Linked DNA regions of Homo sapiens: region 1 is linked to region 2. The links are chromatin loops, found by intact Hi-C in ENCODE. Cell type or tissue: MCF 10A. All regions are shown on one strand. Each heading gives the region's core, and the rest is flanking DNA. Links, peaks and the distances in the headings are about the cores only.

Region 1 (16,128 bases), core at 4,664-12,663, 58 kb after region 2:
TCTTGGGAAGAAAAGCAGGCGCTGCTCCCGGGCTCAGCACCCGGTTTCTTAGGCGCCGAAAGGTCCACCGTTTGCACACACCAGGGGTGGAGGGCTCGCTAGCGGTGGGAACCTGGAAGGGGCCAAACATGCTGTTCAGAATAATTGAGGAGGTAGAATATTCTTCCTGCTTGGTAGTGTGAAATCACTTGTTTATGGCTTCCATTCAGTCTCCGGTTTGCAGATAATGCCCCTTTCTAAGCGGTGAAACTCATGAATGTTGATCTTGCAAATCAAGCTGACACTAGCAGCTTTTGTCCACCAGGGCGTACATCAAGGCCTGCCTTCTCCCCAGCACGTTTCCCCCCTCCTCGCCATGCGCATCCCAGGCTCCCGGATTCATGAAAGGCGCGCTCCGCCCCAAGGCGACCTGAGGGTCTCTAGCAACAATCCAGGGGCTTGTCTGCCAAGCGCTCGGGCCCCACTTGGAGCGTCCTGTTCAGAGCCTCAAAGAGAGGCCCTGAAGACAAATGGCCCCGACAGGAGGAGGTCACCCAGTGAAGGGCTGCGGGAGCTCTAGACCCTTGCCCGGAGGCCTAGGCGCTCGTTCTTAAACGCGCAAACCGAGCCAAGCCCGGACAAAACCCGGGCTCCGAGGAAGGAAGCAACGAAACAATCGCATTTATGTAAAGGGAGGATCGAGGAGAGAGAGAAGGCAAAGCCAGCCAGGATGCGAGGATCTGAAATAATGAGATCAGACGGGGGACGGCGGAGGTTAACTACACCCACAGAAGCCATCGATAAAAGAGGCTTTGCTGGAAGTCAAGCCGACCGCTGGTTTTTAGAGTGGCTAGGTGGTAACTCTGGATCCTGCTGTAATAAGATGCCTTTTAATTAATGCTAACGAGCTAATGTTTATTAACTGTTCAAAGCTCCAGAGGAATAGGTGCGAACTGCAGACCAAATATGTCTTTGGGTGTTGTGCGATGAATGTGACTGCTGAACGAATTAAGAATAGTCAGAGGCACCCTCATTCTTAGGGATCCAGGCTCATGAATAAAGATATTCATGCGGCCTGGTGCGGTGGCTCACACCTGTAATCCCAGCACTTTGGAAGGCAGAGGCGGGTGGATCACCTGAGGTCAGCAGTTCGAGACCAGCCTGGCCAACATGGCGAAACCCCATCTCTACTAAAAATACAAAAATTAGCGGGGCGTGGTGGCATGCACCTGTAGTCCCAGCTACCTGGGAGGCTGAGGCAGGAGAATGGTGTGAACCCGCGAGGTGGAGGTTGCAGTGAGCCGAGATCGCGCCACTGCACTCCAGTCTGGGTGACAGAGCAAGACTCTGTCTCAAAAAAAAAAAAAAAAAGATACTCATGCTTAATTTAAATTGTATTATGTGGCAGTCTCCAAACTGGTCTCTGTAGCAGAGGCCACTCATTGTGCTTCAGAAAGTTACTGTTTACCTGTGTGTGTTTCTGTTGAGAATCATTTCAAAGCTGAGGTTGAGCTGTGGGAAGGATATATTTCCACACACAAGTCTGTACTTTAAAAAATTATCTTGGTTGCTTGGTACAGGATGAGTTACCAAGAGGGTCAGGATTCCTGCCGGCCTGGCAATATTTCCTGCTTCCCACCACCCCACCCACTTCCCCAATTTACAAGCCCTGCCCCCTCCCCTAAAGAAGACCTGTGAATGACAGGCTAGTCCTCTGCCTCCTGGTCCCAGCAAACAGGAGCACTGATTCTTGGCCTTTCTTAATCGACCTTGCTGTGACTTTGACCACCATAAAGTTCACAAGAGAAGAGATCATAAAGGATGATCAAAGTCTAGTTTTCTGAACAGGAGAGATGATCAGAGTGACATTTGGGGTTGGCACACATTTCCCAGACAGAGGGAATATGGCGAGTTAAGGCACCGTGGGAAGAGTGTCATCCATATGTCATTGTTCACTCTTTTACATTAGTTATGTACTCCAGTCCTGGAATCCAAAGGTCAACAGAATGCAGCAAGTGAACTGCTGCCCTTCTGTGGGATGAATTCTTCAAGAACAATCTTGGCTTTGTCAGTGTTTCTTACCTGCATGCCTTCTTGGATCTTGGTGTTTTCTGTCTGTTGGCTTTGACAGTGTCCAGATTGGAGGTTATTTTCATCCATGCAGTCTTCCTTCCCTCTCATTCCCTGGCCTTTGAAGAATGACCCCTCTCTGACTCCACATGGCTCTGGTAAATCAGGACATGTGACCAATAGGGAATATGACCAGGCCAATCCTATTCTCTCTTCCAGGAACTGGGATTTTCAATAGAGAGACCCAGGATATAAGAGGTTGAACAAATTATCCCGTAACTACACCCTAAGGACAGGGTTCCAAGGGTTGTGAACCCTGGAGCTGCCCTGTTGCTGGTACCTTCCAAAACATATTCTTGAGCATTTCTCTCCATTTTACAGGCTTCAGAAAATATTTTTTGTTCTTGCTTAACTTCAATTAATACATTAATACACAAGTCATACAGAAAATAGCAAGTTTAGAAATCAATTTTTTTTGTGAAATATACATCCAGAAAACTTCATTAAAGTGTATTACAAACAACTATAAAGTGAACGTTACGTATGTGTTTACTACCAGGGTTGGGAAATGAATATTATCAGTAGCCCGGGTGCCCTCTCTAACCCACTGCATTCCTCTCCTTAATGATAAAACCACCTTGCTCTTCCCTAACTACTCTGCTAACATTCTTGACCATCATTTCCTTGCTTTGCTTTACAGTTTTATCACTGATGTATGTATCCCTACACATGTTGCTTAGTTTCATCTGTTTTAACATTTGTGTGAAAGGAAGGAGGATTTTGTGTCTTTACTCAACATTACATTTGTGGGAGTCATCCATGTTATTATGTATAGAAGTAGGTTATCCATGTTATTGCTGTATGATAGTCCATTTGTAAACATATCACAGTTATTTATTAATTACATACCTGACAAACATTTGCATTGTTGCCACTGGGAATATTACAAACAGTGTTGCTATGAGCATTTTTATTTATGTCTCCTGATATATGAAATCAAATTTGTCCAGGGGAAATCTCTAGGAGTACAATTGCTGGGGTATAGGGTTATGTACATCTTCACTTTTACTAGACAATGCCAAACTGTTTTTCCAAAGTAGTTGATCCAATTTACAGCCCCACTTGCCCTAACAGAGAGTATGAGAGATTCTGTTATTCTACATCCTCTCCAAACTTGATATTTTCATCTTTTTAGCTTTTGCCCATCTGGTGACTTTGTTTTTATTACGATTACCAGAAAACTGAGGAGGTGTGCAGCTTTCCATATTTGTATTGGACATTTGTCTCCAAAAACTAATTACTATTTCTCTCTTTCTCTTTCTCTCTCTCTCTCTCTCACACACACACGCAAACACACATACATGTGTGTATATTAACAGTTCAACTTAAATGATCAAAATAAATAGATCAAATTTCATGTTTTATTCAACCACCAAATTCAAGGAAAATTGTGTTCAAATTTTCTTACAAATACATTTGTTGTTTAATCTATATTTACCTCAGCAGGTATCATTTCTTAAAACTTTGGGCGCTAATTAGGAACTCTTACTCTTGAAACTATTTCATTTGACTTTCCACTTGAAGATCTGCCTAACTTCACTAAAACTTGACATTAATCCCTGCTCTTGGAAAATAACTATTTGCTTCATGCCTGTTGGGTGACATACACCTTAACCATAGATGCTAGCATGAAGCTGAACAAATATCCTTCAAAAAGGGCCTGTCATGAAATGAAAACTTTTGTGGGTTTTTTTGTTTTTGTTTTTTTGCCTGGTAGATTTGTCTGTTCATGTGTAATGAACATATAATGAAAACAGAATATCAGCCAGCCCGACCCAGGTATGACCAAACACACCTTTGCACCACTATATTTAGGCATTCAGCAAACTTCTTACTCTCTGCTCACTAGCCACCAATTTTTGTTCTGTGTTCTCCTCCTTGATCAATAAAAGAATAATGAGGAAATGTAAGGCATAATGACACTTAATGAGAACCTTCTAGGTGCTAAAACATTGGGATATGGTTTTGGGTTCTGTTCTAGCCCAGGGGACCATCTAGAACAGGAATGGCAAATTGGTTTCATTTCACATGTGAATTCCAATTTGCAATAATGTATGGAAAAAAATTCCAAAGTCACATCTGGGTTTAGGAAAGACTGTCATGACAGTTTAGTCACATCTGCTGTGGTGTGGGTGAATAGTTCTGTCATCTGCAATCTAGAGCGGTGGTTCTCAAATTTGGCTACCCCAAAGGGGACTCATCTGGGGAGGTTTTACATATACCAAGTCCAGGCACCACCCAAACCAACTACATCAGAAACTCTGGGAGTGGCCCAGGTATCTGTATTTTTTCAAAACCCTCAAGGTGATTCCAATGAGTAGGCCAGATTTGAGATGCATAGGTGTAGGGCAGTGTTACTTAAACCTGTTTTCATTATTGCCACACCCTCCATCACCACAGCCTTTCCAGGATCCTTTTAAGATACGTTTTTTCCCAATCGCCACCCCATGAAATGTTAATACCACAGATATACTGTGTATGTGTTTATGTGCTGTAGGTATATCTGTACTTTATACATAAAAAGGGTAAGATTTTGTCAATTCCCTCCACCCTACAGCCCTTGATCAATTTTCACCCCCTTGAAAGCAGTACTGGCCCTGTTGAGAATCCATGATCTAGAGAACAAGAAATAGCTTTTAGAGAATGATTTATAGTAACAAAAATAATACTTGGTACAGTTTGAGATTCGGGTGTTAATAATTTACTCTTTGAAAGCAAAACTGCCATTGTAAGCATAGCAGTGGAGGTACAAAATTAAGCACTGTGGCCATGGATTCACTCGATTATGTTGTTAATAGATGTTAGAAATAATTAAGGGGTGCTGTTAATTGAACCAGGCACTATCTGATGTGACAGTCCCCTGCTGGTAGATAAGTACTAAGAAGTGAAAATGTTTACTTTCCTAGCAAAAGAAACTGCTTCTATGGTAAATAATCCCCAATTACTCAGTCATTATTTTTATTTTTTATTATTAACAAAATTGATTTTTTTTTTTCTGATGGAGCTTTGTGCTTTATGGTGGTGTCCGATGCTTTACTATTACTCACCAGCTTAAAGAAAAAAACTCTTAGCATGAGTGTTAACCAGACATTTATTCATCCATAAGCTACAGGGATCCTTATCATTATGTATTTTATTTATTTACTTTTATTTGTTATGTTTTTGAGATGGAGTCTTGCTCTGTTGCCTGGGATGGAACGCCACTGCATGATCTCAGCTCACTACAACCTCAGCCTCCCAGGTTCAAGCGATTTTCATGCCTCAGCCTCCTGAGTAGCTGGGATTACAGGCACACATCATCACAACCAGCTAATTTTTGTATTTTTAGTAGAGACAGGTTTTCACTGTGCTGGACAGGCTGGTCTCGAACTCCTGACCTCAAGTGATCTGCCCTCCTCAGCCTCCCAAAGTGCTGGGATTACAGGCATGAGCCACCATGCCCGGCCTCAATATGTATTTTCACTTTTACTTTACAACTGAAAAAAACTCAATATTTTATCATTTATGTCAGATAAATACACATTTAAAGACTTATAAATAAGGTAAGGATGCAGATGTAGGTGATTCTCGTCCATTCCCAAAGTGTCCCCCTAGCCGGTCTTGATAGCTGGCTTGAGTGCCAACCCTGACGCACACTTGCTCTGTCATCCTGGGCAAGTCACTTAACCCATCTGTGCCTTGGTGTCACATTTGAAGAACTGAAAAATATTTGTGCTACAACAAAGGCTTCCAGTAAGAATAAACATATAAAGCTGTGTCTTTGGCTGGGCACAGTGGTTCACGCCTGTAATCCCAGCACTTTGGGAGGCCAAGGTGGGAGAATCATTTGAGTCTGGAGTTTGAGACTGAGACAAGCCTGGGCAACATAGTGAGGCTCTCATCTCTACCAAAAAAAAAATTAAAAAATTAACCAGGCACGATGGTGTGTGCCTGTAGTCCCAGCTACTCTGGAGGCTGAGGTGGGAAGATCACTTGGGCCCAGGAGTTGTAGGCTGTGGTGAGCTATGATCGTGCCACTGCACTCCAGCCTGGGGCGACAGGGCAAGATCCTATCTCTAACAACAACAACAAAGCTGATTTATAAAAGTAGAAAGGTGCTACACAGATGAAAGATAATGGTGATCTGATGCCACTTAACAAATATTTTTTAGTCCCCTAGAATCCAATTGCTACCCTTAACACATGGAGCCCAAAGATAAGTACGACACTCATTCTGGTCTCAGTGAGATCCCATGGACAGCCTTCCTGCCGATACATCTTATTGGTGGTTTCCACTACATGTAAATTCTTGTCCCCAGAAAGGAGAAGAGGTGGACAAGCTTACAGATAGGGATCAAGTAACAAATATTCAGACACAGTGAGTATTATATGGAATAGGCAGTTGCAGTTCAGGACTGTCTTTTGGTTTAGGAATCACCAATGCATCTTCAGTGCTATGGTATATAACCGCAGCGCTGCTGCAGTATCTCAACGTTGTCACAGTTGTGCTCTGTGCATTTGTCCACTGACACCAGTTGGTCAGTGCTGGGTCCTTTATTCAGAGTAGACACTTTGAGGGAAGGACCTGTGGGCTCCTCAGTGGGCCGCTGAGCTCACAGATTCCTGATTCCAATTACATGCTAGCCGGTGGAAAGAGGAGCTGAACATGGGTATTGAACAGTGAGGGAGGCAGAGCACTCAGCAGACCCAGGGCCTTATTCATGCCAATGTCATTCTTAACCAACTCTGTCACCTTAAGCCCTCATCTGAAATGGCGAGTTCCCACCTTCTCTCTGGTTTGTCTCTGGCAAATCCTGCCGTAATACAGAAGAGCAGGGCTGCCGCTTTTCTCCCCACCATCCCAGTATTTGTATGCTCTCCTGCCCTCACCCCTTCTTCTGCTATAAGCCCCATGGCAGCAACTTTTAAGACTCTCATTTAGTGACACACAGAAATGAAATGAGAATGCATTGAGCTGAACCTGCCGTCAGCACACTGGGTGCAGGAGAGCTGAAGATTTCCCCAGCTGTGAGGACAACCTGCCACGCTGATCCAGTTACCAACAGCCCCTGCTGCAGAAGGGAGGCAAGTCAGTCTATGCCCAGCCCAGTTTAGCATTGGCAGGCTTTTGAGTACATCTAAGAGCCTGAGGAAAGCCAGACACAGAGAGAAGGGGGCAGCTGAAAGAATGACTTAATAAAGAGCCACATGAGTCGCCTCAGCCTTGGGGTAAATGAAGTTTGCTGTAGGAGGCTCCCTTGGCAGAGGCTCCCATGAGACATGCCAGCTGCCTTAAAAACCCTTGCCACTCCTTGCAATTAAAAGGCAGCAACCTCATGTGCCACACTCTCAAAAATGTGCGTAATGCATTTCAGCAAATATAAGTGGCAGATCCCCCAATCTTGAGTCCATCTGTGGTGGAGCTTTCAAGCCCTACGCTAATAGAGAGATGACACAGGCCAGCTGGTTTGAGCTGGTTGAGCCTGAGAAGCAGGGAGAGGCGGGGGAGTCACAGTCTTGCTGCTGGCAGTAAGACCAACTTGTTTATTTTTTAATGATGAGCACCTCAACACCAGCAGCCTGTTTCCCATACTCAAGGTCTCCTTAAAGTTCAGCTCCTCCTAATTATGTAAGACAGCCAGACCTATGAAGTATGGAACAAAAAGTTGTGATGGTGGTATCAGTTGTTTTAATTTAATTGATTTTATATTATTGAGAGAGTTCAGCAAATCACATATAATCTCACGAAGGTATGCTGACATAGCAGCTTCGCTGAGCTAGAGACTCTTCAAATCAGAGTAACTGGCCCAAGCATCAGCTACGTTTCATTTTTCAGAGATCCCAGTTGCATTAGGTGCTATTCTAAGAAGGGCAGCCACTTTCTCTCCTGATTTAATCACCAGGATCACATTTTTGTGACAGATAAATCTGGTATAATCTTCACCACACTTAAGGTTGGCTGTTGACCTAGAACGCTCTAAAATTATTTTGTAGGGCATAAAAACCTCCTGGTAATGCCGCAAGTACCCACAACAGGTATCAGCAATGAGAGCTGTTACCTGAGCCCAAGCCCGCCTGAGGTACTGCTGCCCTCCCCTACTCTTACATAAAGTGTTACCTGTTCCCACTAACACTCTTCCACGCTCTCCTTCTATTGAGAACAGGACATTCACACACTACTTCCCCAACTCCTACCCCTCTCCTTGAATCACAACAGAGCACAGACTAGAACATGAGCACCTCAATTTCAAAACGTTTATCTCTTCTAGTTGAAAATGATTTTCTAAATTATTGCCAAAATATAGCTTTTATCCTCCATCCTCATCCATTAGAATGTATGGCAACTACTACCTAGCTAAACATGACGTATTACTTATCTCCATAGTCACAGTATTGATTCACAGGACCTGTAGGACATCTCTGAATATGCCTGTTCATCAGCATACTGGAGACTTTTGGATAGAGTTTTGCTCCAGGGCAGAGTTTCCAAGTCTGCATTTTGCATGCAGAATGTCAAAAAATGTTAACATGTGTACAAAAGGGTTCCATGGTCCACGAGGTTTGGGAACCACCAAATACCAAATAGCCCTTTTGGAGATTCTTAATTTGAATTACCACAGTAAAGACTCTAAAAAGTCCTACAGTCAAGAAAACATCCATTTACCCAGCATTTTACAAACACATTTGACCCCAGAACATACCCAGATACCTTGAGAAAACACAGATGTCAGAGCAGAGGAACAGGGCATTCCTAACTGAGAAGCTGTTAATAATCAGGGATGGATGCTAGTACACCTTGTTAAATGATGTTCAGCTGTGTAGTGTGCAGGGGCATCCTGGACCTAAACTTACAGTGTTAATAGCATTGATTGAGTTTATCTGTGCCAAGTACTGTGATAAATCCTTCACCTATGCATAACCTCCTTTATTTTAATCTCTACAATAACTCCATGAGGCACATTCTAAATACACCCAATTTTGCAACTAAGGGACAGAGAGATTAAGTAATCTGCTCAAAGTTATACAGTGTTTTTTTGTGTTTTTTGTTTGTTTGTTTGTTTTTGTTTTTGAGATGGAGTTTCGCTCTTGTTGCCCAGGCTGGAGTGCAATGGCGCAATCTTGGCTCACTGCAACCTCCACCTCCCAGGTTCAAGCATTTCTCCTGCCTCAGCCTCCCAAGTAGCTGGGATTACAGGCACCCACCACCACGCCCAGCTAGTTTTGTATTTTTAGTAGAGACGGGGTTTCTTCATGTTGGTCAGGCTGGTCTTGAACTCCCAAGCCCAGTTGATCCACCCGCCTCGGCCTCCCAAAGTGCTGGGATTACAGGCGTGAGTCACCATGCCTGGCCTAAGGTTACACAGTCTTTAGTGAGTGAACGAATAAGCAGTAGAGTCCAGGTCTACCTGTCACCAAAGTCTGTGTTCTTAACCAAAAAGCCCTCTGCTTCCCTGTGGAACCTTCATATCCTCAGAGCTGCCTCGGCAGAGATTTGAATGAGGACAAGCATGAATCAGGAAGACAGAGTCCCCAGGAGCTCTAGAATTGAGAAGTCAGAGGACTTTCCTAGTCCAGCCTCACCCAATCTAGCCATTGTGACCTACCTCAAATGAGTAACTACTAGAGTCATGGATATGACTTAGTATCTCCAGTGATGGGGCCTGAGTTGAGAATTCACAGCTGCCATTCTTGTGTTTCTGTCAGGGGTTTATGTTGCTCTTCTTACAGTGGGGACAGAAGCAGAATCTCTAGCTTGAGCTTCAGAATGAAGACTTTTAATTGCTCAAAGCATTATTGTGTGCCAGTAGCTGCTCAGTGTTATTCTAAGTGTGGTCCGTGTGTCAGCAGCAGCAATATCATCTGGGTACTTGATAGAAAGCCAAATCCTTGGGCCCCACTCCAGACCTACTGAATCAGAATCTCTGGGGGCGGGGTCTAAGAAACTGTTTTAGCAAGGCCTTCAGAGGGTTCTAAGACATTTTAAAATTTGAGAAGCCCTGATCTTATTAGCCCAAATCTCTCATCTTATAGATGACAAAACTACATCCCAAAAAGATCAATGGCTCATTCATGATCCTAGAGTGAGTAGTGATAGAGTCAGGTGGAGTGGGTAGCTGTTAATTTTACCTATTCAGTATTCGCAGCCCTTTCTTTTGGTAATAGTACCCAGATTTTGCTTGGGGTATCCTCCTTCCTCCTCCTTCTGTTCATGTGGTTTGGATGGGACTAACTGATGCTTCCAGATTCAAGGGTGAGGACATGACTCAATCTGGCCAGAGTAATTTATCCAAACTCTGACCCCAGCCTGGTCACAGACACATGGATTAGGGATGGACACATGACTACGCCAGGCCAATGAAACTGGGTTATGGGAATTTTACTGGAATCTTGAGAGAGGAGCTTTCTTTTCACTGAGACTGATAGCTATAAGCATGACATTTAAATGGCCTGTGTATCATGAAGCCCACCAAAAGAGAAGTCCCATCAGGAAGGCACTTCTGGCCTTGTTTGCCCTGCTCTGAGCTCCAAAACCTTGTTTTGAACTGTCAGCTCAACCTCAGTCAGTCCACTACATACTTAAACAACACCCAGGGGGAGACAGTGGAATGTGAGCCTCTCACTGTGTTTGGGAGTTATATGGAGTTTACTAAACATAAAGATATTCATTGAGCACTAAAAGCCAAACTCTGGGCTCTGGTAGGAATATTTCAATCCTTCTTAAATAGTAATAATTTCTAACAAATGTGGCCAAAGAGATAGTTCTGGTCCAGATTCCCCAACTAAGCAAAAGCGTGGATAACAGATATTGTGGAATTCCCTTAAACATGCTTTAGAAAGAAAGCAGTAGTTCAAAGCTTTTCTGTTAATCATTCTATGTTCAATATTAGCTAAATTACAAGAGTACTTCCAAATATCAAAATATCCTCACTTTGAAATAAAAGTCTTCAGTACTACAGCCTCCCTAATCAATAAATGGCCTGAGCTCTAGCAAGCTATCTCCCACCCTTGCTGTAAGGCTGTAAGAACACATTCATTGAGCATGATATGCCAGGTACTATGCTGAAACTTTGGTAGGTGTCATCTCGTAATCCTAGAAACAGCCCTTTGAGGGATCAATTAGCTAGTATCCTATGAGCATTCACTGTATACCAGACATTTTTAAGCACTCAACAGTGTGCTTAAACAACTAACTCATTTTATTATTTCACTTTATTACAGGGGTTACATAATTAGCAGAAGGGAGGAGCTTCAAATCCTGGCACTCTAACACAGAGATTGTTCACTTAAGACTACACAGTACTACTTATGAAAAAAAACTGGCAGAAGGTAAGACAAATGATCAACTTCCTTTTGGTGCCCTCTCCAGGTTAGTGAACCAAATAGGTTCTAGGTTAGAATCATCACCATAAAAGTAGGGGCTAACATCAGTGACGTCTAAAATTTCTTTTGGATCTATTCTACAACACTACGGATTTTTGGACATGATTTTTTTTTGCTACCTCTAAAGCAGTGAGACCCTCTGGAATTTCTGTGTAAGAGAGTTTTAGAAGTGGCAACCTGTTTGTTAGATAAAATTAGGAAACTTGAAACTACAGTTACATGGCCAGCATGCTGTATTTGGCTTATATGCTTATTCAGAGCAGATTTTAGAGGCTGGGGGTTAACAGAAATTGCTATAATGCCTCTCCCAGAAGCTACCCCTTGGTGTCTCCAGATATGAGTCATTGTTTCAGAGGTGTGGGAAAAGAAGAAACTCCTGCTTTCGGCAAACCTGTATTGGGTTTGGTCTGATATTGAAGAATTTTGCCCTTCCTAAATTGTGGAGGTCATCTCACCCTCCAGCTAAGCCAAGCAGAGGGTGACAATGAATCCATACATGACAAAGAAAGTACTCATGCTTCAGGCCTCTATCTAAGTCATTTAGCTAAATGCTTTTCCACTGGAATAAGATTTTGGACTTTATTTTAATCAGCAGGTTTTTCCTTTGAGAGGAGTTTCAAATCTCCCTCTTAGGAAGGTCATGCTTCCTTTGCCTTGCTAGGCCTCGGGATAGAAAATAGGATTCTCTGGAAAAAGCTATCACTTAGTAAATAATTGATTGGCGATTGCTTTGGATTTGATTCGCTAAGCTGAGAACCTTCGACACAAACTGTGGAGGGTTCAAGAATGAATGCAAAGTATGTGTGGTTTTTACAATTTGGTGGTCTAAGCAAGGTAGAGGATGTCTAGCAGGGCAACAGTGTTCCTTAACCTTGTTTTCTTTGGTTTAATGTTCACAAGTCATAGAATATACAAATAGAACAGTCACTAAATGCTTTTTTCCTTTGAACAAATAGTTTCAGTTCCTACAGATACCACCATTGTACTCCAGTGGCTTAAAATAGCACTGTGGTCACAATGTCAGTCCCTAGTAGACCTTCCAGTTTTTCTAGCTAGCATTTCCCTAATACCTGTGATAATGCGTCTCCCATAAGCTAACAAATTAGTTCAGGTGGAGGAATGGGGCAGGGAGACAGCTGGCTTCATGCGAAAAAGAAAATGCTTTCTAGTCCTATCCGGATGCAACAATATAGAGGAAATTACAAAGGGGTGTCTAGTTCCTGTGTGGGGCAGGAGGAACACACTTAGAAAATGTAGGAACTGTCAAAGCAAGGACTCTCTCTTAGCTGGGTGAGGTGGCTTATGCCTGTAATCCCAGCATTTGGGAGGCCAAGGCAGGGGGATTGCTTGAGCCTAGGAGTTTGAGACCAGCCTACACAACATGGAAAAACCCTGTTTCCACTAAAAATACAAAATTTAGCTGGGCATGTTGGTGCATGCCTGTAGTCCCAGCTACTCAGGAAGCTGAGGCAGGGGGATTGCTTAAGCTTAGGAGGTCAAGGCTGCAGTGAGCCGGGATTGTGCCACTGCACTCCAGCCTGGGTGACAGAGCAAGACCCTGTCTCAAAGCAAACAAACAAACCCTCCCTATCTTCAGATATGTGCCCAGTGCTGGGAATGGAAAAATGATAAGACTCAGTGCTGTTCTAATAGAGTAAATAATACTTCATAAGGTTAAAGAGGAAGTGGGTGATGCTAAGAAACTAGAGATGTAAACTACTGTTTCCCAAAAGATTAATGGTGAAGAGAAAGGTAGCTCCAGGTGAGTGCAATGTTGAGTGAAGAATTAATTTATAGTGTGTGTCTGAGGGTAAGGGTGCTTGAGCATATTAGTAAATGATAGAGCCATGTTGAGGATGAGGAGAAACCGACAGTGTCTTTCAAGGTACTTCTCCCATAGTATCAGTACATGTGTTTGCACGTTGATTTATTGGTTTATCCCATTCTCCTTACTATGCACTAGGCCAGTGCTAGACTCTGGAACAAAATGATGTCCCCTGACAACACACACAAAAAATTCACTCTCCACTCTTTCTTCTTCCCTGAACTCCTTCCCCAGAAACCACTTCCAGGTGTGCTTCTGCCTCATGCTCAGGGCCACTCAAAGCCAAGTCTTTCCAACTTTATCACTTCCTTTGTTTTGAAGAAGGGTCAGAGGAAGTGCTTTTACCATGTGTTTTGTTTCTTGTGCAAAGCCCACAGGACCTGATGGTTTGGCGCCCCCCAGGGGTACCCAATGGGCCTCTTTCCTGCTCACTAACAGATAAGGGGAACTGAGGGGCCCACGGAGGCCAGCCTGAATGATAAACTTTATGTACCCTAAATTTTCTAATATTTAGGGGTCAGGGGAAGGGGAGACTGCAGTCCCTGGAAGCTTTCTTTAGTGTAACTTGAGGCTAAGATGCCTAAGATGTGCAATGAAAACTAATTCTGCTCTGCCCTAGTCCAATGACATTGGACAAGTGGCTTAAATTTCCTCATATGTAAAACGGGGCCAATAATGGCTAATTTCAATGTTTTTGTTAGAATAAAATTAGACAGTGATTTACAGATGAACTTCAAAATGGCCCAGAGAAGATGATATGACCCATGTTTTCAGTCTCCAAAGTCCGGAGGGTCTTTGTTGTCTCAGCGAGTAAATAGAGTTGAGACCAAGCCAGTCCCACTCCTAGAGAGTTAGTCCTCATACGTAGAACTAGAGCAGATCCAGACACACTGGAATGGCTCAGAACAGGGGGCACTTGTGTTGCCAGGTGCCAAGTGGTGTTTTTATGAAATCAGGGTCCCCATGGTCAGCTGATCCCACGTGCGTGCTGATTGGCCAGCCTGTTGTCTAGATAGCAGTTCAGTTTCCATGGATCTCAACCCAGCATGATGCAATCAGTAGGGATGTGAGGCACTTGTTGTTTTGCTTTTCCCTTAGTCTTTAATCATCCAGTGGGAGTCAAAAACTCACTGCCTTGGCAAGAAACCCCAGGCTTTGTAATCAGTCCTTCCCTGAAAATCAGGTCATGGTGTTTCAAAAGACAATTTTCTGAAGGAAGATGTTTTTTAAAGAAGTGTTCAAACTTGCTGGCATTTTTACAAGGATAGTATTGATCATCCATGTCAACCTTCCTGAAGAACTGTTTGTCTGCCTTCCACTATTGCCACTTGCAGTCTGCCTTATCAAAGTAGAGGGCTAGGGTGAGACAGACCTGTGTAATGAAGAAGCCAAACAGAGATTCAGAAGTGTTAAGCCTCCCCTAGGAGAAACAAATGATCACTGGGACTTAGGCTATCTGTAGAAAAATAAGCTGTCTGCACTTACGTGTTGGTAGTTTTCATCATAAAAATCACAGAATATTAGAGCTACAAGGAGCCCTAGAGCTTTTCAGTTCATCCCCTTCATTTGATAGACATAAAAACTTACACCAGACAGGTGGAGTGATTTGCCAAGGGTTACCCAGAGAGTGAAAGCTTTAGGACTTGAACCCGTGTCTTCTAACTCTCAAGCACAAAATCCTATTCACCGCATTTGTGTTATTAGCTAGTTCTAGGAGACATGCTGAGCTTTGTAGAATGAAGGTAGAAGGACAATATTTATACACAGAGGGGCTAAGCTCAGTGAAGGTGGGTGGGAAGCATGGGGAAGTTGAGCAGGCGCCCCTTTATTAGCCCAGGAAGGGAGTCAGCCAGCAAGAAGAGCTCGCTGAGGTATGGGATGTCTCAGGGAAGGACGAAGATTGTAGCTGTAGGACTTTACTTTAGGACATTCGGAGAGGTTTTAGGACAAATTTCTGGTCAATCACATTCTATAAACCAGAAGAGGGTGGGGGCAGTGAACGTGTTTGTGTTGTACGCTTCTATAGCCCCAGCACCTGGCATACTCGTTCATTTATTTACCACGTTTACGGAACACGTATGGCTGCCGGGGAGAAAACGAGGTGCAGATATTGGCAGAGGCAGGAAACCAAATTGTACATAAATAAATGTAAAAGTTACAATGTATTCAGAAAGCAAAACTATACATTTCCACAGGTAGATAACTTACGTTGTATGTACATGTTATTTAAAAAATGAATGAGAAAAAACACACCAAACTCATTGTGGGAAGGAGACTGGGGAATCATGGTTTAAGTGAATTGCAGGAGTTTTTAAAAATAAAAATGCACTTATGTGTTAGAAATCAAAATAGTGGCCATTCCCTTTGGGAGGTGGTATAGTCACTGGAAAGGGGTGGGGGAGTTTTGATTTGAGCACTGGGTGTGTTCATCGGGTGAAAATGTATGGGGCTAAATTTTCAAGTATGACTTTTCTGTATGTGTTACATTTCCATAAAGTTTACCCAAACTGTATTCGGGTGATATTTTTTCTATTAGTATTTTTTATTATAACTTTTATTATTTATTATTTAGTATATTATAGTATACTCACTTCAGGTATACTACTTATGAAGTGGTATAATTTTATTTCAGTATGAACTTGGATTCATTATAAATATTTTATAAAAATGTGTAAAAAGAAGTATAAAATCACTAAAAATGTATAAAAAGTATAATTAAAATGTTTTTTAAAAGAAGAGAATATTGAATTATTTAAAATGCTCAATTAAAACCACAAAAGGCAGACAAAAAGTGGAAGACAAAATCGGAGCAAAGAAGAAAGGCAACGAATAGG
Region 2 (16,128 bases), core at 3,136-11,135:
TTAGAATTCTCCATGCTCCCACTAACCATACATCCCCACTCTGCTTGGTGCACTCAACTGCCTACTTTTCCCACACCCCATTATCCAATATAGTGGTCTCCAAACTACAGCCCTTGGGACAAATCTAGTCCACCACCTGTTTTTGTAACTAAAGTTACACATCTTGTGTGTGGCTGCTTTTGTGAGGCAGAATTGAGTAGTTGCAACAGAGACTAAATTGCCCCAAAGCCTAAAATATTTACTCTCTGGCCTTTTACAGAAAACAAGTGTGCCAACCTCTGGTTGAATCCCCAGTAACTTCATAACTAATATTGACAATTCATTTCATCAGCCAAAGATCTGCTTAAAAATAAACCTACTCATGCTCTCTCCTACTGCTTCCCTCTACGCTTGAAATGAAAACCAGCTTCTGCCCAGGCCCCACAGACTTTCCATGGCCAACACTGCCTGACTCTCTGATCTGTTCTGACTGTCCCCCTTTCACTCACTATTCCACACTCTCTTTCCACATGTGCTGGTTTTGTGTTACATGTGCTAGTTTCTTTTCTTATACCTCCTGCAATTATCCTGTGTGCTTGCTTGTTTACTTGTTTACCATTGGTTTCCTCCAATGGTGTTCCTCCCAGAACCACAGGCTTGTCTATCTTACTCAATGTTGGGAAGTATCTAAAGCTGTGCCTGGCATATAGAGTAGGCCATCAAGAAACATTTGTTAAACAAATAAATGAGCAGAATGGTGACGATTTAATAAGGGGATTCTGAAACCTGAAAAGGAAGGGCCATTAATACAGGAATTTCAGAATTACACACATAGCTGGAATTTCAGAATTGCACAAATTGCACAACTCTAGGAATGGCCATCCCTATGTTGCAGGGAGATTAACCAAGGGTTCTGATATGGTTTGGCTCTATGTCCCCACCCAACTCTCATCTTGAATTGTAATCCCCACATGTTGAGGGAGAGACCTGGTGGGAGGTGATTGGATCATGGGGATGGTTTCTTCCATGCTGTTCTCATGACAGTGAGGGAGTTCTCGTGAGATCTTGATGGTTTAAAAGTGTGGCACTTCCTCGTGCTTGCTCGGTCTCTCCTGCTGCCGTGTAAGATGTGCCTTGCTTCCCCTTTGCCTTCTGCCATGATTGTAAGTTTCCTGAGGCCTCTCCAGCCATGCAGAACTGTGAATCAATTAAAACTCTTTTGTTTAGTTTAGAAATTACCCAGTCTCAGATTGTATCTTTATAGCAGTGTGAGAATAGACTGATAAAGGGTAAATCAGAATTTCTTTCTGGGACTTTTGAGGATGTAGGTTTTAGGTTTAACTCCTTACCAGGGAACCACCCAAAGGTCATATAGATTTAGTGTAAGCCACAGTTTAGTACTTCCACTGGAGAAAGAAAACTCACATTAGGGTTCAGGCTGAACACATGAACCTAGTTGTTTATCACTGTGACATATTTCAATAGACAGCTTCTGACACTGGAGCAATAACCGGAGACAAGGCTTTCACTTTAAAACTTCCTTTTTGGTAGTAACAAGCATCCTTAATGTCATGCACAGTCTTGGCATTAACCAGTGACTTTTTTCAAAAATCTCTCCCTGTTGCTGCTCCCATTCATGCCAGCCTCACTCCAGTCACTCTGGGCAAGCTCAGAACATTCTCTATGTGCTTCCACTTCCACAGCTTTCTTACTCTCCTCTCCATGCCTCTCACCATCACCACTTGCCCAAGGTCTGGCCATTTCTAAAGCTATACTTATACCCTACCTCCCCCTATCCCAGAGATCTCCCAAATTAGCATTAATTTCTTCTTTTCTAACACTCTATTGCACTTTCTTTCTACTACACTAGTTGCCTATGGCTGGATAGCAGACCATCCCAAACTGTAACCAGTTAAAACAACTGGCATTTTATTTTATCTAATGATTTTGGATCAGGAATTCGGAAAGGGCTCAGGTTGGCAATTTTTCTTCTTCACGTGATATAAACTGAAGTCACTAGGTGGAATTCATCTGGTGAATGAGTAAGTATGGTCTAAGACAGCTCACTCAATGTTTAACACATTGGTGGGAATGGAGTGTCTAGATGTTCTCTAGCATGTGTAGGTGGGTAGTCAGGCTTCTTTTCAGCAACTCAGAGACCCCAGATAGAGTTCCAGAAGACAAGAAGTAGAAGCTTCTTGGGTTGCAGTTTTCTGTCTGAAAATAAAACCTTTCATTAATGAGATGGTCTCCCAGATGGCTCCAGCCCCAAGAGTCTGATGCTTTAACTCCATCCCAGAGTGTGTGTACTCAGCCATTAATCCCTTCCTTACTTGGAAGGTAGGAGATTTCTAGGAATCTCAGACAAATCACAGTAGAATTGTTTAAGAGCTGTTTGTCTAAAGGACTAAGAGCTATGCACCAACATGGTAGAACAGGATTGCAAATGCATACTTCACTAAGCTGGCAAAAACAAAACAAAACAAAATACAAGCTTCTTTATAGTCTTTAACTGATCCAGTCTTCCTTATTAACTGCCAGTCTCCCTCCCAATCTTGCTAGATAGTAGGGAGATGGGGTGAGAATAAGGGCAGAATTTGGAAATTAATAGTATCTACATATTCAAATGCTTTTTTGGGAACAAACATTCATATAATTTTAACTTAAACTCTTTGAACAGAGCTGTTTACCCCCGTCTTCTTCCTGCTTTTCAAGATGGCTTCTGGGTGGAGGTGAAAGCTTGAGGGTATTTCTGATAACTGGGGGAGTGGAGACATAGGAAGGGGGTTGAGGTGGTGAGAGAAAGCTGGCCTGGGTACTGCCCCTCTCTGCCAACCTGGCATGGGGTGTCGATCTGATCTCAGGATTGGCATTTGCCAATTCTGACAATTTCACCTGGCCTCGTGGCATGAAGTTTATCATCTGATGCTCATGGCTGGCATTTGTTGTTGACTTTCCTGTCCTTGGTAGTTGCTTATTTCTGATGCCAGGCCCTTCTTGGCAGCTCTGTGAGTTCTCACCAGGCCATGAAGCAAGCTTCAGACCTTTTACCCAACACACCAAAGTTCAGCAGAGCCAAGAGAGCTTCCAGAGGCTCGCCCCTCAAGCCACTTTCCTCTACTGGTGCTGCCCCATATCCTTCTACCAGATTTTTCCTAGAGACCTGAAGTCCTCATAAGGCCTTGCTTGAAAAAAGGGCCACAGCATTACAAAACTCCAGGAATGGCCGTTCACAAAGAATACAATGTAACTGGTGCCCCTGCAGTTGCAAAGCACAGAGGTTCCAGTGAGGGTAGCAGGCCACCAACCTCAGTGTTGGATTCACTCAAGATTCTCCCAAGAAGCGAAACTGTGAACACATGTGTTTAACTCTTTGGCTGTTCCCTGGTTCCTATCTTCTTCTTCCCACAATTCCTCAACCCTAAAGATGCAAGATTTCTCCCTGCCTTTCCGGTGTAGCCAAGGCTTCCCTTACATTATATGCTAAGTTTTCTCTATCAAGGTTTATAGAAACTCTATGAGCCAGTCCACCAGCAATGATTCCTGACATGTTAATGGGAGCTCAAGGAATTTAGAAATTTATTTTTCTTCACCAAAGCCTGACTTTGAAGACTATTATCTTGCTAGTGACTCAAAAATCCTATTTGCTAGTCAAAGATGAGAAATAACTCCATTGCTAGAGTTGGCCTCCACCCTTTCCCTGAAGATCTTAAATCCATTGCTTCATGACTGGAAGGCCCCAGGGCAACCATCATTCTAGGAGATGGAACACTTCAGAAATTGTATGTTAAATTATTAGCCCTCATATGCATATATGTTACAAACATTGTTTTCATGTTTTATACAAATATTGACATTACAGGGCTCTCAGGGGTTAAGAAATAAGATGAAAGCTCTTTCTTATGCTGATAAAATATTCACTTCCTATTACCTTCTTCCCAGGTCCTTTCTTAACTGGGTATGAAACCTTTGCTCCTAAGGTGGTAACTGAGGGATGGATGAGATGATTTCAAACCAGAGAGTTGATAAAATGGGAGTACACAGGTGAGATTCACATGTGACAAAAACGCAAGGCTTGCAAATGTGGTGAGTGAATTCAGAGCAGATGCTTTCCCTGTTACCACTTGATGGAACCTCCTTAGGATGTAGAAGTGAATCCAAAATAGCAGCGATTCCATGCTCCAACTTCAGCTCCCATCCTAATCACAGGCTTCAGCCGAGTTGAGGCCATGTGCTCTGGCAAGGCTTTCTGTGTAACTTAAATCAAGTTTCGTCTCTGATTTATTAGGATTTTGTTAAATTGCTAATACCATTATTCTACCCTCATCCATTTCATCAGCAGCAGTTTAAACTCAGTCGCCTTGAATCAGTCACAAACAGTCCCAAAGGTTTATTTGGCCTTATATTTCTTAACACAATTTATAGCATTCAAATACTGAGTTAGATTTCAGGATGACATTTATCAAGCCTACTGTAATATGCCCTTGGCTTTTTTCTCTTCATCCCTTTCATCTATCTTGGCAGTAAAAGTGCTGCTGCTTTACCTCTGTTCCATATGATCAGGTTAAATCACTTTTTCTTTCCTAGGCCCCTATTTCAGCAGTGCCTTAGAGCTCATCTACATGAACCGCTTAAGCTTCTTTCCTTCCATAAAGCTTTGTAATAAACTTTCTTCTTCAAATACAGTTTCCCCCAGGACATACCCCAAATTTGGTCTTTTTCAAATGCAGGAATTGCTTACATTCCTGCATTTGATATCTTTCCCAAAGATGGGATATTATCTTTCCCAAAGAAAGAGGGATATCATCTTTCCCAAAGAACAGATTTGGTCTCATGGACCTCCAAGCATGTGTGTGTTCATGGGAACAAAGAGCTGAAATACTACAATCTAGTCTGAAAAAATCTCATTTAGAGGGCTCATTGTCTGAAGCGGATTACTCTCCAATAGCTAAGTTTCCAGGACTCCGGCCTAAGAGGCAGAATTCCCAGGATTAACAGAAATATAACTGCTCTGTCCTGAGCTCTCACAGACTCTAAGAGGTTGGAGTGGGATCAGCCAGTCCAACCCCACTTATTTCATAACTAGGGAATCTGAGATCTAAAGAAACTTCAACAAAGGAAGCTTATCATCCTAGTAAGTTGCCAGGCAAAGTCTCAGATGTGCCCTGTGAGTATTTTAGCGTTATTCATTCCCTGTGTTACAAAAACTCACATTGTACAAACTTCAAGAGAAAAAGAGCACAGGCTCTAAGAATGGGCAATTCCAAGTTTGCATTAAAACTCCAGCACCTACTGGATATTCAGGCAGAATGTATTTCTCACCTTTGAAATGGATTACAACACTGCTCCCTTGGAACATCATGGAGCACCCACATAGCACATGGGACATTTCAGAGCTTGGTAAATGGCAGCTAAACAGTAATTTTAAAGAGCCTGGGGCATGGACATCTGGGGGAAAAGGCTTAGGAGTTGGGAGGTAGGTGGAAACTGAGAACAAATAGAGAGATCAGTGAAAACCATGTGTGGGTTTGGCACAGTCTACCAATGCCTAGCTTAAGATTGCAGGACCAATTTGGAGGACTGATTATCTCAGCCAGCCAGTCAAGCCACTACAGCTCAGACAATTCAATTTTCTGGAGTTCTCTAGATCCTACCTCACGTCATTCATTTAATTCTTGCTCCTGTCTCATAGAAAGAAAGAACAGAGGAATTAAAGAGAGAAGAAAAAGAGGCTGATCAGAGCCTGCCATCATTACAGCGAGAAAACTAGACCACACTTAAGTGAGCCTCCCCCTCTCTCCCTCACTTTTATTACTGGTGCTGTACAGTGAGTGCATATTTCATTGTTCAACTTCTCAAAAATAGAAGTCCTTTATATCACTCAGTCTTCCTGGTACATGGCTGGGCACAAGGACAGGCATCCAATAAATCATTTGTAAAGTCATGAGGCTGAAAGGGAGTTGAGAATAAACCCACTCATTTTCCCACTGAGAAGATGGAACGAGGAAGGAAACTAGAGAAAGTTAACAGATAATCAGCCCTTCTTATGTTTGGATGTAAGAGTGGGTTTAACAGTGTCCAGAAGATCAAAGCTCAATCCACACTCCTTCCTCCTAAACATGCTTTATGTCTCTTTGTTCAAAGTGGCCAGAAGGCAGCCCAAGGCTTCTGTTTTCACTCAACCTCCTAGCTGAATCTTGCAATATTGCTTCATTTAGTAGGTCCACAGTCATGTAAGAGAACAATTTCCTCTTCCTTGAAACTTTTATATGGCCTTTGTTCTCCTGCTAGGCCAGTTCCCAACTAAAGTTGAATTTCCAGTTTAGAAGTGAACACATGGCCATGTGATTTAATACATTCTCGCTAGTCGAACTGGAAAAGTCTGTCTTTAGAAATATTGTATACAGCTGCAGCTGAGACCCAAGGCTACGGTTTACCCGCAGATAATACTAGGGCCAGAAAAAATTCTATATTAAGGTTCAGTGATCCCAAACTCAGACAACTGTCGCCAAAGCTGGGCAAGTTAATGCCACCGTCTGCAACAGCTGGGTTTCCACAAATACCACCACGCCTCTCACTCATCAGAGGTATTGTGTCTCCAAAGCCATGTTGGTTTTGCAAGACTGCCTGCTACTTGGCACCATTTCAATGTGTGACTATTTCCATTCAAGATCTCCCCATCTGGCAGCAGCCTAGGCAGTCATGCCCTGGTGTGCTGGTGGTGTTCTTACAAGAGGATCAGGCCACTGGGATTGTAACACCTGCCTCTGGGCTATGCGGGAAGTAGCCAGGGAAAACAAAAGAACACAGGGTATGGCTGCAAATAAATAAATTTAAAATGTTGCATGCTGTTGCTGTAGCCAGGTGACAGAAGCCCATCTGGATATAATCTACTCTTTGGAAGCAGAGTCAGATATCCAAGAAGTGACAGATGCACACATACAGAATTTTTATCCATCAGTGAACTTGCAAAGTTTAAATTCTCTATAGTGCTCCCTTATTTGGGATATTTGCACAACTAATGATAATATCTTTTCAGATATATCTTTTCAGGGACACCACAAATTTCACGATGCTTCCCTGGGCTCAAAAGATTCAGTCAGTCTAATCACATCTAGTCTCTAGGAGATGGATAATGAGAAAAGTCAGAGCTGCTATGTCTTCATCCTGGTGACCTCTCATGGAGAGCTTAATTAAAGTATTTAGGAGGAAGGAGGAGGGTATATGGTAGAAGCAGGTTTTAATTTTCTTTCTTAGCTAAAAATGTTCTATTATTCTATCTCAACACTAATAGAATCCTGATTTATTTTTCAAAATTTTCAGAGATGATTTCATGTGTTTTTCTAGGTAGTTCTAATATTTAGTAGGCAGTTATTCTTCCGATTCCACTGGGAAGTTAGAGTGGTGCCTTCCCATGTCCTTTGGAAGCCAAGAGGATGGTGCCTAGGACAATGTTTTGCATACAGTAAGTGCTCAATAAATGTTTGTTGTGTTGAATTAAGAAGGAACAAATATATCCACAGAGGGAAAAGGGCGGGGACTATATGAGAACAGAACTCAGTTGTTCCCGTAATCCCCAAGAATGATCCAGCAGTGGGATTTAGGAGTCAGCTGAAGTTGACTGCTCATCAGAGCAGGCTGTTGTAAGAATGATTCCAAGTCCTTCATCCATACTACTCATGCCCCTATTAGTGAGGGTTTTGTAAGGATGCAGTGGTGAAGTGGCAAGTTTTGCTATTTACTAGCTATATAGTCCTGCACAAATTATCTAATCTTTCTAAACCTCAGTTATCTTATCTCTAAAATGGTAATAATAATGAAATCTATCTAGTGTTGTTCTAGGGTCAGCTTTCACTGGTTTGCAAGAGGTGATTATCTGCTTCTCTTCCGGACTTTTTTCTCAGTGGCTCACAAAATAATGGCTCATGTCACAATCAATAGAGTGTTAAGAGTCAATGAAACATTATTATTTTCATCATCATCCTCATTATTATACTAGACCCTTTATAACAGTCCATGTAAATTATCTTTAAAATGTAAGAAAAAACACACTAATGTGCCACCACACATATAGTAGCAACCTGCTGATTCAAGGAGGAGCTTTGAAGTAGACAAGATCTCCCATCTTCACCCCTGCCTACAATTGGCAGCTTTCCCTCCTCCTTTCCTAACTCCTCCAACACAGCCCTCTCTCAGGAATGAGCCCATGGGGCCTCTAGCGTGGTGTGAGTGACTCCAGTGAATGTGACTTCCCATGAGCAGGTTTGCACTGACAGCCTAATGGCTCACTGGGCAAGGGGATCTGAGATCCCCTGCTAAAGACACTTACAGCAAGCAGAAGAAGGGGGCTGCTCTGGTGTAGAGGCTTTCCTGACACTGAAATCATCATGCAGGTGCTGTTTGCAGAGCTGCTAGCTTTACAACTCTGTTGCCTGGTGGGTGAAACATATCTGAAACTCAATACACGTTTGTTGAATAAGCCAATGAATGATTAAATGAATAATAATAATAAAGGTATACCAAATATGAAGAATTTAATATATGAAATAATCAAGTGTTACTTAGGATGTATTAAATTGTCCTTAAATATCTTGCTGGTGGAATGTAAATTGCTTTAGCGCTTTTAAAGGACAATTGCTGGTATGCATTAAAATTTCATATGTGCCTACCATGCTGTTTCAGGGAACCACTCATGCACAAACTAGAGTTCACAAGGATCTTCGTAGCTGTGTTGTCTCTAGTGGGAAAAAAAAAACTCTAATGAGTCTATCTATGAATAAGGAATGGGTTAATAAATGCTACTATATCCATAGCCATTCCGTATGCAACAGTTAGGAAGAATGAGGTTAATCTGTATATATTAATAGGAAAAGAAATATTAGTGAAATAAGAAAACAATTTACTGAACACTATATATAACATGATTTTTAAATTTTTTAAATATGAAAACCATTTTTTCTGTATTTCTGTATAAGAGCCTAAATGCACAAAAGAAGGTAACAACAGTTACCTCTAGAAAGGGGTATGGTCTAGAAAGCGTATGGTCAAAGTAGACTTTAGCTTTACTTTTATGCTTAGATTTTAAATTTTACAACTAAAATGTGTTCATGTATTATTTGTATAATTAACATTTTTAAAAAATAAAAGGGAAGCATAGCTAATGGATGTTCAGGCTGAGCCATAAATTTGTGCAGCAGCTATGTGAGCTTGTTCTCTGCTGAGGAGGGAGATGACGTGTCTGAACTGTGAGCATCCAAGCACAGCAGTGCAGAGCTGCTTAGAGTGGCTGCTCCTCCGGCTCTGAAAAATTATGAGCCAAGACAGAGGAAAGCAGGGTTCCCCAGATGCCACTGCAGTGACAATCATCTCCAAGGCTGTCTGGCAGGAAGGTACAGGCTGATGGGATGGCAGAGGCCCCTGCTTCCCTCTGCTGATGCCCAGAGAGGCGAGGGTCAGGGAGTGAGGGACAAGGGAAGAGTAGAGGGAGAGAGTATTGGAGTCATCCAAGACAGACATTGGTACCTGGTAATACCCGGTAACTGTGCCAAGAGCCAGGCCTTTCCATAGCTGAGAGTTCAGGGGATGTGATTTCTCCCCCCGTCCTTCATCCCCTCTACTCTAAACAGGGTGATTTCTCTGTGTTGGCACCAAGTGCAAACCCTCCTCACACCACAGTCATAGAGCCAGATGATAGCTCAAAAAGCTGTCTTGGTCACTCCTTGCTAGGAAGTTAGGAATTAAAGAGTCCCTGGAAAAAAGTAATCACAATACATATAGAATGTTCTTTTATCTTCCCTGGAAACCAAAATATTTGTTGTCCCTTTGTGAGTTCAATTTCTTATTTTTTAAAATTTTCACAGAATGGGATTACACCACCTTGCTTGGTCTCCATCCAACTGTCCATGTATTCGTTAATCCACCCAATCACATTTATTTAGCACCAACTACATATATATCAGTACTACAGGATACCTGATCTTGAAGGTGGAAAGTTTCAAAGAAGGCTTTGAGGAGGTAACATGAAGAATGGGTACAGTAAGTAAGCCATATCCGGGCAAACTTTTGGGAGTGTGACTGTAGGGTGAGAGTAGGATGAGGGAAGGGACCAAGCAAGAGTACTCCAGGCTAAAGGGAAAACATGGGTTGCAGCACATTTTAGCAACTCCAACTCCCCTATACCCACAGAAGAAAAAAGCAAGTGTGGAGCAACTCTAAACTTAGTGATGAGGAAGTAAGTTAGAGTCCCTGTGAAATGGGAGAGTTCCCGGTTCCCCCTCTCAGTACTTGTGACAGGGGTGTGGAGTGACTGACAGGTCACCGTCCTGCTGCTTCTCAAACCCCTTGCGGGAAAGGGAGCACGCAGAAGGGCAGATGCAGAGCTGGGGCGAGCACTTTGGGCTCCAGCCCCATGGTAGGGTCTCGAGGTGGGCGCCTGCAATCCCAGTGCTACAATGCTGTCTTAGCCTTGCTGTCCACAGATGGCTTTAAGTGTTAACCAGCTCTATGGACCCTCTGCCTTTTTGCAAGGTCAGAGGGCCAGTGTGAAATCTTTCTGTATCCCGAGTTCTTATCCAGCATCCCGGGAGTATCGGGTCACACACGGGCTTGAAGGATCAACGCAGGGTTTCGTCGAGTGGTGGAGGTGGCTCTTGGCGGGATGGATGGGAAAGCGGAAGTGGGGGATGGAGTGGGAAGATGATCTTCCCCTGGAGTTGGGCTGTCCAGCTGCCAAACTCCTTTCCAACCACCCCCAGCTGAACGTTCCTCTTCCTGTCTCCCTGCTGTGTCCTTCTGCCGTCCCTCTGCTTCTCTTCATCTGCTGGTCTGCTCCTGGAGCCTGGGGTTTGAGGTTTATATGGGTGCAGGATAGGGAACGTAGCAGGCCGAAAGGCAACTTCTTGAGTGCAAAAACAGGAATGCCTGTCCTCATTTAGGGCCAAGGTTCTTCAGGCTTGAGGGTGGGGTTCTTGCCAGGAAACCACCCTCTTCTACTCAGTATCTCCCTGTCTCCTGTCTATATCACCTGTGGGATGCTAGATGCGTTTTTACAAAGCACAGGAACATCATTCAGAAGGATTTTCATGTGTGTTAATGAAATATCAAAAAGGCTGTGGAGACAGAAATGCAAAGTCATTGAGGACTGGAAACCGAATTTCTGACAAAGAGAAGCTTGGTTAAGAGGGTGATGGCATTTTTTACCTCCAAACTGTGGACAGCTGTACAGTCTGAAATGCTCAGGAGAGACTCCATCAAGCTGAAAGCAGGAATCAAGTTTCCCAAAGCCAGGCTGTTTGAGCCCTTTACCTCCTTGGCCAGCCTTTTTTAATTTTTTAATTAAAAAATCAGTTCCAGTGGTTCTCCCATGCTCAAGAAAAGCAACCGTACACTCTAACTTACTTTCAAATACCTTGCCACTTTTACTCCAGATAGAGCCACATAAAAGCCAAGAGATAAATCAAATTGCTTGTCAGAATATCAGGTAGGCTAGGGACTGCTGGGATAAAAAAAAACCTGCTGTGGACTTCAATGGCTCTAGAATTGGCAAAAACATGTGAAATCATTCCTGAAGAGCTCAGGTGAGTGCCCTGCAGGTAGCCAGGCGGGCACTCTACCCTCCTTTAGGCTCTGAATCCAGCCCAGATTCATGATAACGTTTGCAAATGGTGTATTCATAAAACACTTTTTGGTGATACTCTAAAAGGGAGCTGGAGGGTCATTTTGTTAATGATTAACTGACAACACAACCAAAGCTCATTGAGCAGCTACTGTGTGTCCTTGGAGTTAGAACTCAAGGATGGAATGGGGGAGGGGGATGGCTGCAAAATGGTGTAAAAAGAATTCAAGACTGGCAGGTATCATGCTGGACCCCTGTTGACTTCATTCAATAGGAATGGCATCGTGTTTGAGAGGCTAAAGACCTGGCACCAGTGAACAAGACATAGGGTTTATTGAGGGAACTTACATACAGGGCAGTCCCGTCCAGTGGTGGTGGACTAGACAGGAGAACTGTAACAACTTGTATAAAGCATGCAGTTTATATAGTGTTTTCACTTAACACCCTCCTCCTAGGAACCTCTACCCATTAACCTTCACTTAACCCAAAACAAAGAGCCTTGATCCTCTGTACAGCCTGTGCTCCACAGGATGGGCCAAGGGATAAGGAATGAATCTCCATGTTGGCTACTTCTGGATTCCTTAGCTTACAGCTACAAACACACATTCTTCTTAGACCATAGGGTCATTCTCAGAGTGTGCCTAAGTTATGTTATTGCTGTCAGGTGTGTCTGTCATACAGAAGGCTCTTGATTGGATGTAGTACACAGTGCACATTAGGGAGGGGCCTTAGAGTCCCACTTTCCTGTTCATTCACTGTGTGGCTTTGATCTGTGCACTTCAGTTTCCTCTTCTATAAAATGGGATCAATACTATCTTCTAGGCCAGGTGAGGTGGTTCACGCCTGTAATCCTAGCACTTTGGGGGGCCAAGGCGGGTATATTGCCTGAGCTCAGGAGTTCGAGACCACCCTGGGCAACATGGTGAAACCCTGTCTCTACTAAAAATACAAAAAAAGATAGCTAGGCGTGGTGGCGCATGCCTGTAATCCCAGCTACTCCCAGGCTTGAACCTGGGAGGCGGATGTTGCAGTGAGCTGTGATCGCACCACTGCACTTCAGCCTGGATGACAGAGTGAGACTCCATCTCAAAAAAAAAACAAAAAAAAAAAACAAAAAACAAAAAAAAAAACCCTCTTCTACTTCAGGTGGTTACAATTAAAAGAGATAAGCATAAAGCATTTAGTTCAAAGAAAATTAGGCATTACTACAAGGGCAAAAAGTAGACTGCTAGGCAGCTTTTTATGAGTGAGCCAGGGAAACAGTAGGAGCCTAGAGGTTCTGGACATTTTTAAAATAAGGGCAGTGCAAATTCTAGCTATATATATCTCCTGAGGGCAATGCCTCACAAACGAACGCATTGGGTTTCCTTTCATTCTATATTGGTTCAGTTCTACATAGTTACAATTTGAATTTTTCAAATATTCAAGTTATGGAAATCACCCTTTGCAAAAACAACATTAAAATAATTAGAATCTGAAAAACAGATGCATTCTATTTGGAATGTAAATTAAGCCTTTAAGAGGAATTAGCTGTGGTCTATACTTAACACCTGCCAGCTCGTCACAGCTATTTCTCCCTCTTGGACCTGGTTAACGTGACAGAGGCATAAAACCTGTTGAAACATGAAACTATCCCAAATGGAAAATGCAGATGATTCACTACAGGTAAACTAACTTAGTCAATATTCATTACAAGTTGATGCAAATTATCACAGTAACAGTTCCTTCAAAAGACTGGTTGGTGAGGTTGTGATATACTAATTAAAATTATCTGGTTATCTGAAGCTCATTATTCACCTTCTTCAATTCTGCCTAAAATTAACCTCTTCCATTTCAGTAAATTCATCAGAAAATTTATTTGAATGAATTAGTTTATTAATTCACCACTTACTACTGAATTTCCATTGTGTGTCAGGCCCTGTAACACCTATTTTAGGGGTGTTACATATCATTGACCAAACATATCAGGCCCTGACTTCATGGATTTTCCTTTATAGAAGGACAGACAAAAAACTGAAAAGAAATATATATTAATATTGTCAGGTAGTGATTAAGTGTTGTAAAGATCAAGAAACTATAGGATGGAGTTACTTTAGAAAGGCTGGTCAAAATAGCCTCTCAGCAGAGGTGACATCTGAACAGACATAGGATGGAAAGGGGCAGCATGCCATATGGTTATCTAGAGATAAGCATGGTCCAGGGCAGGGAACAGTATGTGCAAAGGCCCTGAGGTGCTCAACATGCTTAAGGAGCAGAAAGCAGGGGTGGACAGGTTTGAGAGGCTAGGGGTAACATCAAGAAGTGGTCCAGAGCCAGATCTTGTAGGGTCTGTCGGTCACAGTGAGGGATTGGACTTTACTCAGGTGTTGATCCTGACTTTACAACAGGTGTTGATCCTGAGAGCAGTACCCAATAAAACTCTTGCACACAAATCTTAGAATATCAGAGTCTCTACCCTGGTAAACTCAACTGAAGGCAATTGTGAACAATAAATTATGTTATATAGGCCCGTATCTGTACATAGAGAAGTACAAGATGACAACAAACCTATTCTGATCAATGAGTTAATTTTTTAATTAAATTCCTGGCATAGGCTAATCATTTTTTTGTCACTGGGCTCTTTAAAAGTGGAATACTGACAAGAAAGGTGGAGGAGGTGGAGAGTATTCTGATGAGTTAGAAACTGGTTTTACTCTAATTTAGTTATCTTTAATACTCATGAGTCAATCAATTAGTTCATTTAAGGATATAGAGACTATATTAACAATATTTGACTACATGTGAATAAACGTCCAAAAGTAGAAATTTCTAGGAGTTTGCCAGCCTGGCCAACACAGCAAAACCCCGTAGCTACTAAAAATACAAAAATATTAGTTGGGCATGGTGTCTCATGCCTGTAGTACCAGCCACTCAGGAGGTGGAGGTTGCAGTGAGCCGAGATTGCACCACTGCACACCAGCCTGTGTGACAGAGCGAGGCTAAAACGAGAAATTTCTAGGAGTTTGATTATTCACTTTTCCTATGTTTGAAAAATATAAAATGCTCAACATAGAGAAAATGTTACTGAACCTTAAAGAATTTCCTGTTACTAATAAATGGTCCACTGAGTGTTCCTGCTCAGTTGAATTAAATCTTGTCATACATAATCTATATAGGCATTTGATATTATTGTCACAGTAAAAAATTGAAAGTTGAAAGCATATGATAATTTACCCACCAAAATAATTTGTTTGACCACCAATATACCTGATTTCAAAACAATAATGATGAGGACTAAGCTCTAATTTTTTCTTATCTTGCCAAATTCCTACCTAAGGGGTCTGGGGAGTCATGCCCTACAAACCACAAATTCTCATCAGATGGGTTTTATTTAACCCTATATATCTTGACTTACTTTCCAATCTGACTCTGGCATACCATTATGTGACAAGAAAATCAAAATATTTTACCCCAAACCATGTTTCTTTGCCACATTATGAAATAGCCCTGCAAAGCCATACTTTGTGGGGGAAAACTTGCATCTGTAAAGAATCTCTATTAGCATAGCTAGATCTTTTACTTCCAGGCCCTCCCAATCCTGAAGAGATTAACTGAGAGTCTAGCACCTTTTAAAGGTCTGAAAAGGAAACATTTGTCATCTATTGTCTCTAAGGACAGCCGCTGTGAGACTGCAAAAGAATCTTAATCTTTGGGATGCCAAGGCAGGCAGATCACCTGAGGTCAGGGGTTCAAGACCAGCCTGGCCAACATGGCAAAACCCTGCCTCTACTAAAAATACAAAAATTAGCTGGGTGTGGTGGCGCCTGCCTGTAGCCCCAACTACTCGGGAGTCTGAGGCAGGAGAATTGCTTGAACCCTGGGGGTGGAGTTTGCAGTGAGCCAAGATCATGCCACTGCACTCCAGCTTGGGCAATGAAGCGAGACTCTGTCTTTAAAAAAAAACAAACAACAAACAAACAAAAAACCTTGGTCTCCACAATCTTTTATCTTAATCTGAACATTTCCTTTCTATTGATTTTGGACCAAACCAATGTATTTCTCAAACATATTTGATTGATGTCTCATGCCTCCCTAAAATGTATAAAACCAGGCTGCATCCTGACCACCTTGGGTGGGCACATGTTCTCAGTACCGCCTGAGGGCTGTGTCCCAGGCCACGGTCACTCATATTTGGCTCAGAATAAATCTATTCGAATATTTTACAGAGTTTGACTCTTTTCCTCGAGAATGAAAATGTGCCTAGCCCTGCACTTTATTGCTATGATTCTTCTGCTAGTTGCTTACCAAGTGTCTATTGCTGCTTCTCTTTACTAACAGAATCTCTACATTGTCGGTGACAATGTGACCAACTGAAGCCAACATCTCCAGGTTTGGGAAGGCTGGGGTAGGGTGCAGGGAAAAGTATCTGGAAGTCATTTGGTGGGGCTTTCAAGGGAGGTGCCTCAGCTGGTGCGGTGGGCACCTTTTTTCAAAACACCAATCGGTGAGTCCCACCCAGCAGTTTCTGATGCAGTTGGTTTGAGGTGCCGCCAGAG

The links. Hi-C counts contacts between places; a loop is a spot of excess contacts. Peaks named below come from ENCODE experiments on the same cell type or tissue, not always from the same donor. Only the 100,000 strongest peaks of a DNase experiment are listed, where the experiment ranks them.
Region 1: it touches region 2 in a loop (3-fold over the local background); 8 of 110 quality-filtered maps call a loop at or near these places.

What each region holds. Positions count from the first base shown.
Region 1 is chr9:2,225,868-2,241,995 of GRCh38, reverse strand. LOC107987043 (a long non-coding RNA gene) reads left to right here. Exons shown (of 5, transcript XR_007061395.1): 2 at 11,308-11,415. It also overlaps the pseudogene RN7SL592P. Among named protein-coding and RNA genes, the nearest start is that of SMARCA2, 220 kb to the right of the region's middle. RefSeq lists enhancers at 1-869, 1-1,060. In MCF 10A, for the core only: no CTCF peak of the experiment used is centred there; no DNase peak of the experiment used is centred there.
Region 2 is chr9:2,282,667-2,298,794 of GRCh38, reverse strand. It overlaps LOC105375955 (a long non-coding RNA gene), which reads right to left and starts at 9,695. Exons shown (of 4, transcript XR_929426.3): 1 at 9,502-9,695; 2 at 8,649-8,716; 3 at 8,309-8,411; 4 at 1,892-2,196. RefSeq lists enhancers at 14,630-15,254, 15,255-15,879. In MCF 10A, for the core only: no CTCF peak of the experiment used is centred there; a DNase peak (open chromatin) is centred at 6,614.